Regions from separate parts of the Mus musculus genome. Here region 2 is linked to region 1. Evidence: chromatin loops called from intact Hi-C (ENCODE). Cell type or tissue: heart. All regions are shown on one strand.

Region 1 (8,000 bases):
ACTTAAATGCACTCCCAATGGTCCTGTCCATGTTGCAGGCTTTGTCTCCTCCCACACAGCACTCTCAAAAATTGTTAGAAACCAGTGGCAGCTCTTACCAGGTTGAACCATGTGGGAGGTCCTCACTCCATTGGGGAGTTCCCTGAAGGAAAACTGGAGATTCCAGCTGCTCCTTCTGCTGCTGCTCCTTTCATTACTGATGGTGACAGGGCAGTCTTGCTCTACCATGAGATGCTGACACAATGCTGCCCTTTCTCACAAGCCCTAAAGTTACAGGGCCATCGATCAGGGATTGAAATACCCAAAACTGAAGAAATCAACCTTGCCTTCTGGGGTGGTTTGAATATTCTTGGCCCAGAGAGTGGCACTATTAGGAGGTGTGACCTTGTTGGACTAGGTAGAGCCTTGTTGCAGGAAGTGTGTCATTGTGGGCACGGGCTTTAGGATCCTCATCCTAACTGCTTGGAAGTTAGTCTTCTAGATGCCTTTAGAACAAGAGTTAGAACTCTCAGCTCCTCCAACACTGTGCCTGCCTGGATGCTGCTATGTTCTCACCATGATAATAATGGACTGAACCTCTGAACCCGTAAGCCAGCCATAATTAAATGTTGTCCTTTATAAGAGTTGCCTTGGTCACGGTGCCTCTTCACAGCAGTAAAACCCTAACTGAGACACCTCCTTGTAAGTTAGTTGTCCTGTGGTCTCTGCCAGTGGGAAGCTGACTCACGCCCAGAGTATCTCTTGTCTGTTATCCTTACCTGGACTTCTCTCCATCGACTACGCTGTTTCTTCTACTTCGAATGTGCTCTCCTTTGCTCATGGAAAGCCCGTCTGCCCATTTTCTGAAGTCAAGATGCAATTCCCCTCCTCGAGGAATCTGCTGTGGCTCTTCCAATGAACCCTGGTTCTCTAGTCCTTTGTAGTTATCTGGTATTTAGCCTCTATGATCTACACAATAGAGTACTTAGAGGGGTGTTTTTGATTTACTATGAGGACAAAGTCAGATAAACCCCTCTTAAACTGAAAATATAGGTTACGTCAAAAGACACATTAAGGTTAACTAATCTAGGACACCCCCAATAACTCAGCCTAGCTGAGCCTTGTAGAGTTATCCGTGGTTGCCTCTTGAGATCTCATGGCTTCTTTGGAGCTGTGGCTCAGTGCTGTCACACATTCTGCTGAGAAAATGACTCCTCATATCACCATCCTGGGAAAATATTTTTTAAGAAAAAAAAGAGTTCAAAGTTCAGTTTCCATTGAATTCATATTACTTTTGCACCCTCATAAAGCTGAGAAAAAAAAATCCCAAACCAGGAACTGTATGAGTCACTCTCAGTATCAGACAGAACATGGTGTAACAAAACATTGTGCAGCTTAATTGAAGGATTCGCCGCAGAAGATAGGGTTGGACAAACTGATAAAGAGAAATCAAGAGCCCTGAAGATGGTGATAGCAGGAAATCCTTGCTACCACTGGGCTTCAGGGGACAGGAGGATGGGATGGATTCCAAAACTCTGAGGGAAAATGGACATCTATGGAAGAGGCCTGTCCAACAGGAGCTGATATCTTCAGTCACAGGCACATCCAGGCTGGGATGTAGCTTAGTGGTAACACTCTAGCTGGACCTATATGAGGCCTTGGGTTCCATGCCTAGCATGTGGAAGAAATCTCATGGAAGATGACTACTAACTTGTGGTGGAATGTCTTAGGAAGAGCCAGCGATAGAGGCTGACTTCATTGTCCTCGGGCCTTTCGATCTCTGCCTAGTAGTGTTTGCTTATCCAATCTACTGGTAACCAGTGGGCAAGAGAACAGTTGCTGCTGTCTCAGGCTCCTGCAGTAGGGAGTGGGTGGAAGAGTAGAGAGTGGGTTTGAGAGACAGGGAATGTCTTTAGTTTGTAATCCATGTGTTTGTTAAAGGTGACTTTTCTTGTCTGTTTTAGGCGCTCCTTGAAAACTTAGACCATGTCTCACATTTACATGGTTTCTAATATCTCATAGTGTTTATTTAGTTCAATGAGAATTGAAATGTACACGCACGTGTGCATTTGTGTATGTGTTAGAGAGACAGAGAGTCAGAGAGGGACAGAGACAGAGGAGAGTCAGAGAGAGAGAGAGAGAGAGAGAGACACAGAGAGAGACAGAGACAGAGACAGAGAGAGACAGAGACAGAGAGACAGAGAGAGACAGAGAGCTGTGATCTTCCATCTTCCAAACCCTGGGTTTGAAAGACAGAACAGGGAGAGGGAACAGACACTACCTTCAGGACATGACATAGCCATTGCACACAAGAACTCACAGGAGCCATGTCACCATTGCAAGATGAAACCAAACAGTCAGCAACCTGACAGAGCTAGTTAGACCCAGTGGGCTCTAGAAAACCAAAGCACAATGAAAAGGTCAAGAAGGAGGGGGAGGAGGGGGGAGGGGGGAGGGGAAGGGGAGAAAGATGTTGGCAGTTGCTGGAGGCTGGGGGTGGGGTCATGAGAGAGAGTTGGGATAGGGTGTGGGAGAGGGGAGTGGGCAGAGAGAGTTGGGGGTAGATATGATCAATATATAGTTTGCATTATGAAATTGTCATAGAGTAAAAGGTATTTTATCTAAAGTTCACTAAATGAGACACATACCCTTTTCTTTAATTAAAGCAAATAATTTTCTTTGTAAAAAAAGTGTTCATTTTCCCTTATTTTTATTCTATTAATATTATTAATTTGGAAACAGAGCTAGAATGTACCTGTACTATTAGTATTCTTATTTATGATTTTTCTTATTATTTATTTAATTTTGAAGCAATGGTATTTGAAATAAGTTGATACTGGAATTGATATTTAAGAACAGTATTCTTTTCAAACATCAGTCGTATGGAGTATTCAAAAAATAAGATGGGAAGGAGATAATTGTTTAGAAAGAGTAAGGGGGAAAACTGCCTGAATTTTCTTGAAAGCGCACAGGCTGCGAGCATAGCAATAGCGAGACCACTCCGAGGATCTCAGATACATTGTAGCCATGTAGCTGCTCCTTAGTATCCCCTTTCTGTTGGTTAATTCTGAATGCTACTCCAGCCTTCCCGAGTGAGTTTGCAGGCGATAAGCGCAGGGAGGGATTTCTTGCTAGGGGCAATTTAGGTCATGGCATGAGCCGATTATTAATATTGTACCGTGGCCCTATTTTCTTGTAAAAGGACCCCCAAACGGAAGGAAATTAGTCTGTCTCTGTCTCTCTGTGTGTCTCTGCCTGTCTGCTTGCCTCTCTCCTCTCTGTCTGTCTCTGTCTCTCATTCTCTTCGAGGGTGGAGTGTGCCCTCCTCTTATTACTCTGTAGGCGCCCTAGAGGGTCACACTGTAATGTGGGCCGGTCCCTTTGGCATTTGGATAAAGCTGAGGTGATCTTTGTAGGAGGTTGCTATGACAATTTGCAAACAGCAGAGCCCACAGAACAGCAGGAGGTAGCTCCCTCTGGACTGAAGTCTGCTCTAGCTGGGGCCAGCACTCTCGGGGACCTGGGGACAGACACAATGAACAGGACAGTAAAAAATGGACCCGGGACTCCAGGAGCACTTCAGAAATTAGGCACCTCCCAGGAAGGAAGTGCATGCCTGGATGCGGTCCAACTTTCTTCCCTATCTGCTGGGATTTTTTGAAGCTTTCCCTCCACACCTGGCTGTCCAAGTGGACAAAGGTGCACAAGTGTGCCACGCGCGACAAAGCATAAGGTGTGCGACGACAGAGAAGAAAATTTTTGTTCTTTCTGGGAAACAGAGGCTATAGACCACAAATGAAAAGGGCGGGGAAATTCTCCACGTGTCTGGGAAGGGAAAGGGAAAAGGAATCTTTTCCTCCGAGGATGTGAGGAATCAGAGGTGTCGCACCAGTGCAGCAGAGAGCTGAAAGGAAGGTGTGTCTGTCTCAGTGGCCGCGCCGCGCCGGGGAAAGGCTTGGAGTTGTAAGGAAATGGGAGGTGTCTCTGATGTTTATTTTTGCCTAGCAACCCACAGCCAACTGCTACCTCAGCTGCGGTCCACAGGCGCCTGTCTGCCTCCCCTTGTCCTAGCGACTGGAGGGCAGCGGTCACTCGGTGTCAGTGAATCAGGGAGGGCGTGCGTGGCTGAAATGAAGGTGGAAGGGCAGCCCCTTCCTTCGTCCATGCTTGGGTCACCAGGCTCAGCCGCAGTCCCTCCTCGGAGCCTGACTTTCCGAGGTGACCCTCATACAACTAAGTTCTCTCCATGATAAACTGGGGAGAGGGGCTGGCTGGGCCACTGGGACAGGGACAGGGACTAGGGTCGGGGCCAGGGGTGGGGGGCCGCAGTATTGTCTGGGAGCAGCCATTAGGAGCGGTGTTTAGGGGCGTGATGGAAGAGGGAGTGGTCTCTGCAGCAATTTCGGGAGGAGGCCGGCCGCGGTAGGTTGCGCGGTAGTGCCGGGAGGGGCGTCGCAGGGGCGAGGGGGACCCGGGTAGAGGGCAGATGGCCGTAGGGGAGGCACAGGGCGAGCCGGAGTCGCAGTTTTCCTGGGAGCGGAGGGCGGCTCTGCGGAAGATCGGAGGGGGTGGGACTCCCGGGGTGGCGGGTGGGGGTGGGGTGGCCGCCAGCCTGTGTGGCTGGGGCCGGGGGTGGGGGGTGGGGGGAGTCCGGGGCGGGGCCTCGGCGGGGGCGGGGCTGGCCTTCTCGGGCGCGAGCCGCGGGGGCGAGCGTGTGTGCGAGTGTGCGCGGACGCGCGCGGGCCCGGGAGGAGGCTCCCGAGCGAGTGGGTCCCGGCGGCCGCAACCCGCTCCCCGCGGCCCCGATGTGAGGGAGTCGGGGAGGCCAGCGGTGCGGCAGGGGAGGGCGAGGCATGTGCACGGGCCGGGGGGTACAGCAGCCGCCCGAGGACGAGGGGGACGGCGGCGGCGAGGAGGAGAGCGGGGGGCTCGCGGCGGCGGGTCCGGGCCGAGGGGATGCAGCGGACTGCGTGTGTCTGGCTGTAGCGGGAGCGAGGCGGCGACGAGGCGCGGGTGACCCGCGTGAGGGGCGACCAGGAGGCGGCGGCGGCGGCGGCGAGGAGTAGCGGCGGGACCGGCGGCGAGGGCAGCACTGCCATGCACGTTCCTCTCCCGCGGCCATGTTAACCAGGAAACCTTCGGCCGCCGCTCCCGCCGCCTACCCGACCGGTAAGGGCCCCGGGACCCTGTCGGCGGCGTGGGGCGCGGGCTGCGCGCGTTGGTGCCCCGGGATCCCCGAACCCGGCGGGTCGAGCGAGGGCCATCCGGAGCGCGACCCCGCCGCTGCGCCTTCTCGGTGGCCCGCCCTCCCCTCCCCCGGCCCGGCGACGTGGGCTCCGGAGCTCCGGCCCAGCACTGCTCCCCGCCGGGTCGCGAACTTAACTTTGCAGCTGGCGGGTGCGCGCTGGGGAGTCGCGTCCCGACCCCCCTTGTTTCCCGCACGCCGCCGGCTTTTCCCGGGCCGGGTGTCTCCTTCCATCTTCTCCCTAGAAGAGGGGGTTCGCTGCCCACCGGGGCGGGGGCGGGGGGTCTGGGTGGCTCTCTTCCCCCACCCTGACCCTCTTTTGTCTCCTCCCGCGCGTGGCTCCCAGGCCGAGGAGGGGACACCGCCGTTCGCCAGCTTCAGGCTTCCCCGGGGATCGGCGCGGGGGCTCCCCGAAGCGGAGTGGGGACCGGCCCGCCCTCCCCCATCGCCCTGCCGCCTCTCCGGGCCAGCAACGCTACCACTACAGCCCACACGGTGAGACCTGGCTTCGGGTGGGCGCCAGGCAGACCCCTGGCTTGTTGGGTTCCGACTGTGGGAAGAGAGGGCCGAATCTCCACGCCCCTAGCAGGGGCCTGTCCTCGACGCCGCCCTCTGCAACTTGGGCGAGCCCCGAGCTGCTGCCACAAAGGAGATTCGTGGCGTGGGCCCCTTGCTTCCCTCTGGTGCTCGCCCACCCCAGGCTCCTTTTCCTGGGAACTTCCTCCTTGCGCCCCCTCCCCCTTTTTTCATCTCTGCTTCTCAGAGCTCCCTTCCCCCCCGACCCGGTAAACATCTACTCCCAACCCCAGGGGTAGTGGATATTTATAGAAACGTATGTGTTAGGGGACAGCTAGCCTACCCTGCCCGGAAAATCGATCCCCCAAAGAGCCTCCGAGGCCTGGCTCCAGCCAGCAGGGAGCACCCGCCAATTGTCCCCCGCGTGTGTAAGCATGTTTTATGAGAGCTACAGGTTTGAGCACAGCAGAAATTGTAATTAACATTAACAAAAATAAGAGCTACAGCAGTAGTCAAAACAAAACAACCCCCCCCCCCCCGCAGGATTCTCAACGTGGATATTGCTCAAAAGGAAAGACTGGGCTTTGCTTTGTAGGTGGCAAAGGAAGGGCACCTGACAAGGGCTGTCCCTTGAGTCCCTGGGGAGGAGAGCGGAGCCTGGGACTGGTAGCTGTAGAGACTGGCAAGCTGGATGTGACTTCAGAATGTACCTTTCCTCGGCTCCCAGCGATGGCCTTTGGATGGTGACCTGGAGCCTAGAGGAGGTGTGCGCTTGCAGAAGGTGGTGGTTTCAAAGGTCTCTTTCCCAAAGGCTCTCTGGGAGCGTGAGCAACCTAGGATGGTTTCTATGTGAGGTTGCTTGCAGGGCATAGGATTTTGTTACCAAGTGAAAGTTGGTTGAGAGCACCCACCCATGGTTTGTGGCCTGCAGGGAGCATCTCTGGGGGAGGGGGGTGGGGAATCATGTGTGACTGAAACTTGCTTATCACAGGAGATGAGAAGAAGGTGGACTTTAGTTGTTTGTAATGGAGACATATAAGAGAGGTAGATAATCTCATAGACATGTTTTGTTATTCTCTCTGTTTTTCTTGTGGGTCTATCCTAGGGGCTGGACATACACAGAATTAACTCATCTGGGTTGTACTGTTGCTGGGAAAGAGAGCCTGCAGTTAGTAGGGATGTGATTGCCACAAGGGCATCCTACAAAGGAACAGCCATTGGTTTTAGAGGTTTGGATTTTTTGTGGTTTTGGCTGGTTTTGAATCATCTGACAGTTTGGAAAATACAGCGTCCATCCCCCTCCCCCCAGCTCCCCCTCCCCCATGTGTTGGTGTGCTCATGTTACATGGTGTGAACTGGAAAAGAAATAATTCAGTTTGCCTCTGGTTTCCCAGTTTTTGTAAGGATGGCCTTAGCCTGATCAGAACTTCTTTGCGGTTGAAATATGTCATGGAACCGGGTGAAGGAGAAGTTGTCACTAGCAGAATAGCCTGTGTGGCATCAGAGAGGAAAGGCCATGAAGGCGATTTCGGGATAGACGCCTGTGCTTTGTGACCTGTGTGTGACATGGCTGTTTGTAGTTGAAGGGTGAACTTCGGCTACTCTGCATCCTTGGATGCTCCGTTTTGAAAGTGAAGCTTTGTATTTCAAATGTTACTTTCGACTTGGTTTGTGTAACATTGCAGGTTTCCCAGATCAGGCATTAAGGAGCACAGAGTTGATCTGGCTCCTCTGTGTGTTTACCTGAGGAGGCAGACTCCACAGGTTAACTGAGCTGTCAGGAGTCCAGAGGCAACTCTGATGTGTATTGCCGAGTCACACACCCTCCCGAGTCTTCGTTTAATGTACTATTTGGGACTACTAGTTCTGGGAACCAGTATTAGCTTAATTATAAATACTAGAACCTTTACAGATCCAGAGTCCCAATATTCCACATTTTCAAAAGTGTTTATGTGTTTGTTTCTGGAGCAGTTACCCCTGGGAGGAACTGTGGAGGAATGGCAGAGGGAGAAAGAAAGGGCAGGAAGAAAAATGAGCAGAGCAGGGGGGCCCTTTCTCCCTTAAACACATGACAGGATTATGAACTTTGGAATTTCCCATGGTAGTTTGCTTTCTTTTTTTTGTATGACGTTTATTGTATACTAGAGCAATTTAGTTTGGGTCAGCTTGTCCTAAAAGTAAAACCAATAAATATCTCAATTCTCATTGGCTTTAAAAAATAATAATAATATATGGGCGATGATAAAATTTTTGAAAACTT
Region 2 (8,000 bases), 160 kb after region 1:
CGTCTCTCCTGAGCCACTATTTAAAAACCCACAATGATCTATCAACATCTACTGTCTCTCTCTCTCTCTCTCTTTAGTAGGCCATTTCCTAGACCATAGCCAGAGTTAGAACTTTGAAATTTGAGTTTAAAATATTTCAGTGGTTTCCTGATATACTTGGGACAGAAATAAAACTCTTCAGCATGCCGGATCAATCAAAACGCACACTGCAGAAGGTTTCACTGAAATAACTTCCCGAAGCAACTGTTGCCTAGGTGGGAGGAGATGGACGGGTATCAACAAGGTACAGTGGGCCAGCCGCTGGTGGCCAACTGTGAAGTTCCTTTCCCAAGCCCAGGTCAGAGAAGAGGGTGGGAAAGGAGCTGGGGGTGGGAAAAGATCAAAGTCATTGGAACCACTGCCAGGACAACTGTCCGGCAGGAAGACATGCCCGGGTGGCTTTCCTCTCCTACCTTCTAATTGCCTCATGGTTCCTTCTACTGACTAAATGAAGCTAGAAGCCACAGGCAGAAGAGCCAAGTGATAAATCATGGCGTTAGCCTTCGGGAACAAAGGACAGAAAGGGGAACTCCAATCTGTTTCTCTAGTACACAATCACTTCCTCGACCATACATCCCAGGGAAATAACATTATTGTCTAAATCTTCTAGATTCATTTTTTAATACTTCAAATAAACCTTATTAGTGAAAAAATTCTGTAACTCTCACTTCTCCCTCAGCTGCTTATTGAAGAGAGTCACTGAGTTGTTTGGAAGAGATGCTTCAGTATTTATGTATGTGTGGATGTCCACGGACTATATTTATAACTAAGGCAACAGTTTTGATTGGATCAAAGGGTAACTAATTTGGCTACAGTTACAGAATTGGGCTTCCAAATCTGGGTCATGTAGGCTTGGATTTTTTCAAAACCTACTTTAATTGGGGTTCTTTAATGCTTTAACCTCTCTTCTAGACCGCCTGCCAGAGACAGGGAAAAAAGGAAAGTTAATAGGAAATGGGGTCTTTAGACCTGTGTAGAAGTAGTCCTTTGGGGGAGATCCCAGTCTTTCTTGTCAGCATATCAGCAGTTCAGTCCAAAATACCAAACACCAATCAGTAGCAGCCTAATTGCAGTCTAATCGGCAAACACCAAACTCAAATCAGTAACTGCACCTCGATCCAGAAGAAACCACCGAAGTGGTTTCCATCGAATGGGCACGAGTCTGCAGAGATGGCAAGAAGCAGCCAGAATATCAAGAAATTCTTTGGCGAGTTCCTCTCTATGAAGTCACAAGTGAAGATCAGTGACCTGTGCAAGGCGGAGAACCAACCCAAGAGCCTCCTCACTCTGTCTGTGGGGTTATATTTATATTCTTTGTAAACATCATGCATCTCTCACGTGTCTGCTTCTGCAAGACATCACCTGACATACCTGAGTCTCCAAAGAGACTCACTTCATGGTCATTTATAAAACAAACAAACAAAAGAGATGGAATTTTTCCACAGTGACTGGAAAGTACAAGACCAGGAAACCAACAGGTATAACTTCCTGATAATTGTTGTCTTTCTGCTTTCAAAAACAGTGCTTCTTCAGCTCTCAAACATCACCTAAAACTCTCTTGGAGGATTGGCATTACTGTGGGGGGGGCAGTGGAACCTCAAGGTGGTAGAGCTAGGTAGAAGGATGTTGGGCCACCAGGAGTGTGCAGTTCTGGGGTTATTGGTGTCTAGCCTCTTTTCCTCTCTGGCTGTTATGATATGAGCTGTTTTGATCTGTCATGGGCTCTCTGCTATGCTGATCAGCCACCTCACCACAGGCCCACGCAAGGGGACCAAACACAAGGACCAAAGTGTCTATAGCCATGTTCCAAGATAAAGGTTAATTCCTTTAGGCTGGTTATCTTAGGTATCATGGTACAGCCATGCAACGCTGAGCAGGAAGGGCCCTTGTTGCTTGCTCTCTTGATCGAGGAGCAGGGAGTCCCCTTGAGTGGAAGGTACCAGAACTGAGGTAGCTTTCTAAGGGTCTCCTCTCCACCCACAGGAAGAACCTCTGTTACCCAAACATCTTGAGAACTCACCACTTCTCAAGACCATCTTATTTTCCCACAAACACTTAAACTGGAACTTTGGAGGGCCATGCTCAAACAGCAGTAGCCCTGATGCAAATGATTGGCATTCCTCTGTTACCATCCTCAGGATCCCGGAGAACAGGCATTGCTTAAAGCAGAAGGCAGGGATAAGTTTGTGAGAAAAACAAAGCAAGAAAAATGGATGAAAAAAGATCCTCGGGCTGGCCTCACACAGTGTGGCCCGTCAATCACGTAATTATCTAGACATATGCAGCCACCTCTCCTAGCTTCCTGGTGGCTGTTTCCCCTGGTCCTGCCATTCCAAATATAGACTTGTGGAGGTTAGTGCCAGTAGAGCCTTTGCTGTCTGAAAGTCAAGCTTTGTTCTTATTTTTAGAAAACCTTGGGAGGCTTCTTCTACCTTTGCTTTCTGTGTCTCCTGAACTCTCTTGAAATGACACACTTTACAGAAATTGGTCTTACAGGTGTTCCGTGCAGCTGTGGCGGATTCGAGGTGGCGCCGCGGGTTCCTCATGGATGACAGCAGAAGCTGTTAGGACGGAGACGGGGTCTCCGTGACTTCCCCTGCTCACTGACTCTTAGAGGTTCACAGTTTCCAGGATGAAATTGGGCATGCGCCCGGTGTTTACTTTCTACTTTGCTGTCTCAGACTCCTCCCTCTCTCTTGCCCTCCCCCTCGCTCTCGCCCTCCCCCTCCCTCCTCCCCCCTCCCCGCAATAATAAAGTCACCTCGTCTGTGGGTAGATCTGTGGAAAGGAACAACACAGACAGCTGGCGTGACTGTCGCAAGTGTCCAGGGCAAACCTGTGGTTTGGGAGGCATCTGTGTTTTATGTGGGTTGGAAACAGGCTGTTTATTTCCCATCTGTAGAGACGGGCATAGCAACAATGGAAATTTATGCCTCTAGAAAGCCTGGCTACACATTAAGTCACAGGGTGCTGAATGCATCGGGTCGGGGCTGGGGGGGGGGGGGGGGGGAGAGGAGGCAGTAATCGCTGGCCAGGCCACCTCTGCCAGGGCTGCATCTCTTATTTATTTCCAATCTTCCCTCAGAAGGAAGATAAAGCCCCATGTTTCGTACAATTGAACCAGACTAAATAGTTCTGTGTCCAGACTTCACTGTCTTTGATTTTGATATCATGAAAATAAGTTATGCTCAATCCTATGTGCTTGGGTCGACCATTCCATCGATGCCCCATTTCAAATACTTACCTAGCTCTCTGCCCTCACACACATGGTGGTAGGTAGACTTGGATGACTCTGGACTCCATTGTCTAATGGAGAATTAAAAAAAAAAAACGAACAAGGATAATAAATAAGAGGTATGGTACGAAAGAAGTTAGTAGGTGATACAGTGTGTGGGGTGAGCTCTCATTTTCTCGGAAGAGGATATTTCTAGAAAAGAAGTAGCTTTTTATCAGAAGGCTTATACAAAGTACCTGGGCCATAAAAGACAAGGGTGGGGCTTGTTAGACATGGGTACTACAAAAGAAAAAATTGAAGGGAAAGAGGAAAGAGAGAGACAGACAGAAAGAGAAGGAGACGGAGAGAGACAGAGACAGAGAGAGACAGAGAGACAAAGAGACAGAGACAGACAGAGAGACAGAGAGACAGAGAAATAAAGTCAGAGAGAGACAGTGAGAGACAGAGAAAGACACAGAGAGAAGAACCTGAGATCCCAAGGAGTCCAGGTCCCATGGAATCCTGTCCGTAGTGAGTCCTTGGGAAAAAGAGAGGAAGAAAAAAGCTATCTATGTTACTGGGACTACCTAAACTCAGCTTTCCATTTACAAGTGTTCATGGCCCGTGATTTTAACCGTGTAGCTTCTCTGATGCCACTGCACTTTGAACTTCCCTGACATAAAAACAGAGTGTGGTGAGTTGTTCACTATACTTCACCCGCAGGATCCTTTAGTTCGTCACCCACAGGGTGGTTGGACTAAGGCACCTCTGCTGGGGTGTGCTGTGTGTGCAGAGGACTTACAGAAGAGTGGTTGTCAGTCAGGAGAGAGATGAGAGATGGAATGTAAACCCAGCTCCGTGCTAAACACTGATGGGTAAAACTTGTTTAAAATTATTACCTATGGGACTGAATTAGCATTGGGAGCAAGTGACTGGAGAGAGATGGCCCTGAGAGAGAAGGGAGCACCCTCTTTCCTGCCCCCTCTCCCTCTACCCTTCTCTCCCTCCCTCCTCTCCCTCTCTCCTCTCTTCCTCCCCTCTCTTCCTCTCCCTCCCTCCCCCCTCTCTCCCTCCCTTCTCTCTCCCTCCCACTTCTCTCCCCCTTCTCCCTCCCCTTCTCTCCCTCCTCCCTGAAATTAGCTACTTTGTTAACGCTTGTGATCATATCCCAATCACAATCTGGATTTAAGCTGCTCCTTTTAAATTATTGTTTGTCTTTAAGAAAAATTGATTCCTCCTCCTTCTTTTCCTTCTTTTCTTCTTCTTCTTCCTCCTCCTCCTCCTCCTCCTCCTCCTCCTCCTCCTCCTCCTCCATCTTCTTCTTCAGTCCTAGTAGTCTTGAGTAGAGTATTGTAAGGAGAGACCATGGAGTCGACCAGAAAACAAGAGATGAAGTACAAATAGAACCCTTAAGAAGAAATCAGTGGTTCATAGTACCATAATTAACATAAATTAGCTGGACCATGGAACACAGAAAAATCCCCCAAAGACTTCCAGAGTTCACTGCAAGAGGGCCGTCTAGAAGCTAAGATGTTCTAGAAGCGTGCAACCCGGCAGTGGGTTAATGAGATGTAACGTGAGTAGGCAGTATAAAGGTTTCACACAGACCAGACAAGTCTTAACCTTGCTCCATATCCCACGTGAAATAAAATATATGTCACTGGGCCTCTGAAGGAAAGGTATGCTTTGCTCTCTGCTGAGTCGGCAGGAAAGAATGTTCCAGACGGCTTGCCATCTTTCCTCTGCTTCCAAAAAAGATTAAGACTGAAATAAGTCGGGCCAGAAATAAAACCATGCCCTTCCTCCCCTTCTGCCATCAGAGATTAAACAGAGGATGACCAGTCACTGCTGACTGCCATGTTCCTAGGCGAACGGAAAGTACAGAACACTGAAAAGGAGGGCTCTGGGGGCTCCCTTCACAGGACGGTGTCCACACACATAGGTCACCTCTCAGGTGCAGGAAACCACATATTGATTTAGTGTTAAAACACATATTTGTAAGCTACTGAGGAAACCCTTAGGGCCAGCAGATTCTAGAACAGTTCCGTTTAGGCCACACCCTTCAGTAAGAGCTTCCATGTCTTTGAGGGCTCATACTCCTCCCCCCACCACCACCTAAATTTAGTCAATGGGTGGCTGCTCAGTGAGCAGGTTGGAGAAGGGATTTAAGGAACACTTATAAATACTCTTTGTTAAGTTTCTGCCGTCTGTTTCGGAGTCATTCAGAACACCCATGTGGAGAAATGCAAATCTCTCTCAAAAGACTAAGCCTGGAGCCTCTCAGGGAGCCAGGCTTTGTTGTCAAATGGATGTCTGGGCAGTTTATTAAAACTCCTCGAGTTTTCAAGCCAGCCTTGGTTCTGGTTCCTAGATTAACACTGAACAGCGAAGTAGGACTCAGAATCAGTTGTCCAGCGTGCTCCAGCGAGCCCAGACCTTGTGAGTGGGAGTATCTTAGGGACGTTTAGAAATACTCCAGTGCACATGGGAGCAAAGGCAAGCTTCCTGCCGGGGATGTCAGGCTCACGGCTTCGATTGTGCTTCTTCCGTTGTTAGGATAATTACTGTTTATTAAGTCAGTACTCACAGTGAGCCTCTCCTCCCTAAGATCCGGCTTGAAATGAAGGCTCCGTTACCTTCTGATCTGTTACTGATCTGTTCTGATCTGTTACTTTCTGATCTCCTGGGAGGAGCTGAGGGTAGGTCACAAGACCCCCTTTAGAGTTCCGGGCACCTTTTTATGTATATTTTTATGTATAATAAACCGAGCTGGGACGGATGCCTCCCTATAACTTCTGACTATTAAAATGTCCTTCCTGGGAGTCATGCTTTCTTTTAAACTTTACTTTGGGAATCTGAGATTTATGTTCCAATGCCCTGGAAAAAATACAATTTAAAAATAAAGCCTTCGTGCAGAGGGCAAGACTCAGTGCCACAGAAATGCCATCCAAGGGTTGGAAAAGATCCGGCTAAGGCTTTTGCAGCACCATAAAAGACTTGTGAACACTCTGGACAATTTTCTCAATGTAACAGCTTAGACTCATGTAGTTGTAAGTAATGGAAATTTACTCAGGCCCGGTTAGAGAAAACAAAGAGGATAAAGGAAATTAGACTCTCATATGGTTGGTTCCAAAGGCCTAGCTCCAAACCAGCCTATAATGGCGAAGAAGTTCTACAGTCAACATTAGACACTAGGACAGTCAAAGTCAATGGACACTTTTAATCAATGGGCCTTTAATGATGTCCAAGCTCCGAAACTCTGGCCCTTGTATCTGCATTCCATATGTTGGGGTTCTGGAGCCATGTATCTGATGTTTCCACTTTGATCGGCTATCTACTTTTTGATAGTTATTCTAGAAGACAAATCCAGTTCTTAGAACCCTGGGTTCTCTAAGAAACAGGTGCTAAGGCAAGGTTTGACATGTAAGAGGTTTGTTGACTGGGAGAACTACACATGGAGATGTTAAGGACATAGGATGCTTGGGTAAAACCCTGGGAGGGAGCCGAGCAAAGGATGAATGGGCAGAACCTAACACTCCAGCAAAAGCCACATTTTACTGGCAACCGTACAAAAGTGAAGCTGCCACCATGCCTCTGCTGTTGGAAGTCTTTGGCTGCAAGCCAATGGTAGGAAGGGTAGCCTGGTCAATGAATGTTGTGATGGACTCGTGCAGAAACAGCTGGCACCATCATGAATCTCATCCTCACGGCAGCACTGCTGGCCCGAGGTGGCCATGTCTGCCTTAGTCCTTTTCCTCAGTAAGAGGAAAGAGTAGAGAGATCATCTAAAGATATCGCCTCAGCGTTAGCCTTATGGGCTCAACTTGTGAGAACTGTCTATGCGTCTGGGGCTCTATGGGTACCATGACGTAAGCCTGATCATGCCCACGGTTCCCTGCTTCTTAGAATAACCGTTTCACTTCTGTTAGCCTGTTTTGCCACATCTATTTTAAGATCTGGTCAAGCAAAGAGTTGACTCAAGTGTCATCTGTCGTCATCTGTCGTATCACAGGGAAGTCATCCCTTGGATGATGATAATACCCAAAGCAACTGGTCTTTACCCTGGTTTTGTTCCTGTGACTAACTTGTGTGTCAAGCTGGAGCTGTCACAGAGAAAGGAGCCTCCCTTGAGGAAGTGCCTCCATGAGATCCAGCTGTAAGGCACTTTCTCAATTAGTGATCTAGCTGGGAGAGCCCAGTCCATTGTGGGTGGGACCATCTCTGGGCTGGTAGTCTTGGGTTCTATAAGAGAGCAGGCCGAGCAAGCCAGGGGAAACAAGCCAGTAAGGAACATCCCTCCATGGCCTCTGCATCAGCTCCTGCTTCATGACCTGCTTGAGTTCTAGTCCTGACTTCTTTGGTAATGAACAGAAATGTGGAAGTGTAAGCTGAATAAACCCTTTCCTCCCCAATTTACTTCTTGGTCATGATGTTTTGTGCAGGAATAGAAACCCTGACTAAGATATCTGCCTTCTTGTTTCCTAGGAACCCCGTCTGTGGGTTTTCACTTTGGCTGTGCTTGTAACAAGCAATGCATGGCTTTCAGTGCAGAATGGCTAACTGACTACAAGAAAACAAAACAAAACAAACAAACAAAAAACAAAACAAAAGATGGAGGTATGGAGATAAGGAAAGGGGTTGATTGGTCATGTGGTACCCAGGATACCGAGAGAAATCACACTTCCCTCACACATGTACTTCTTTCTGCTTCCTACCCAACAAAGCCTCAGGATTTCTTTCCATCACA

Evidence for each region. Peaks named below come from ENCODE experiments on the same cell type or tissue, not always from the same donor. Only the 100,000 strongest peaks of a DNase experiment are listed, where the experiment ranks them.
Region 2: a loop joins it to region 1, with 2.4 times the contacts of the local background. A loop is called at or near these places in 4 of 42 quality-filtered maps.

The regions. Positions count from the first base shown.
Region 1 is chr10:118,865,869-118,873,868 of GRCm38, reverse strand. It overlaps Dyrk2 (dual-specificity tyrosine-(Y)-phosphorylation regulated kinase 2), which reads left to right and starts at 4,966. Exons shown (of 3, transcript NM_001014390.2): 1 at 4,966-5,148; 2 at 5,571-5,719. The coding sequence starts at 5,100. Gm40777 (a long non-coding RNA gene) reads right to left here and starts at 2,092. Exons shown (of 3, transcript XR_872090.1): 1 at 759-2,092. In heart, no CTCF peak of the experiment used is centred here; DNase peaks (open chromatin) are centred at 3,968, 4,458, 4,748, 5,348 and 3 weaker places; H3K4me3 peaks cover 4,883 bases; H3K27ac peaks cover 4,345 bases.
Region 2 is chr10:118,709,118-118,717,117 of GRCm38, reverse strand. Gm33337 (predicted gene, 33337) reads left to right here and starts at 1,392. Exons shown (of 2, transcript NR_155867.1): 1 at 1,392-1,517; 2 at 2,536-2,637. LOC115485728 (a long non-coding RNA gene) reads left to right here. Exons shown (of 4, transcript XR_003948963.1): 4 at 1-692. In heart, no CTCF peak of the experiment used is centred here; no DNase peak of the experiment used is centred here; H3K27ac peaks cover 1,653 bases.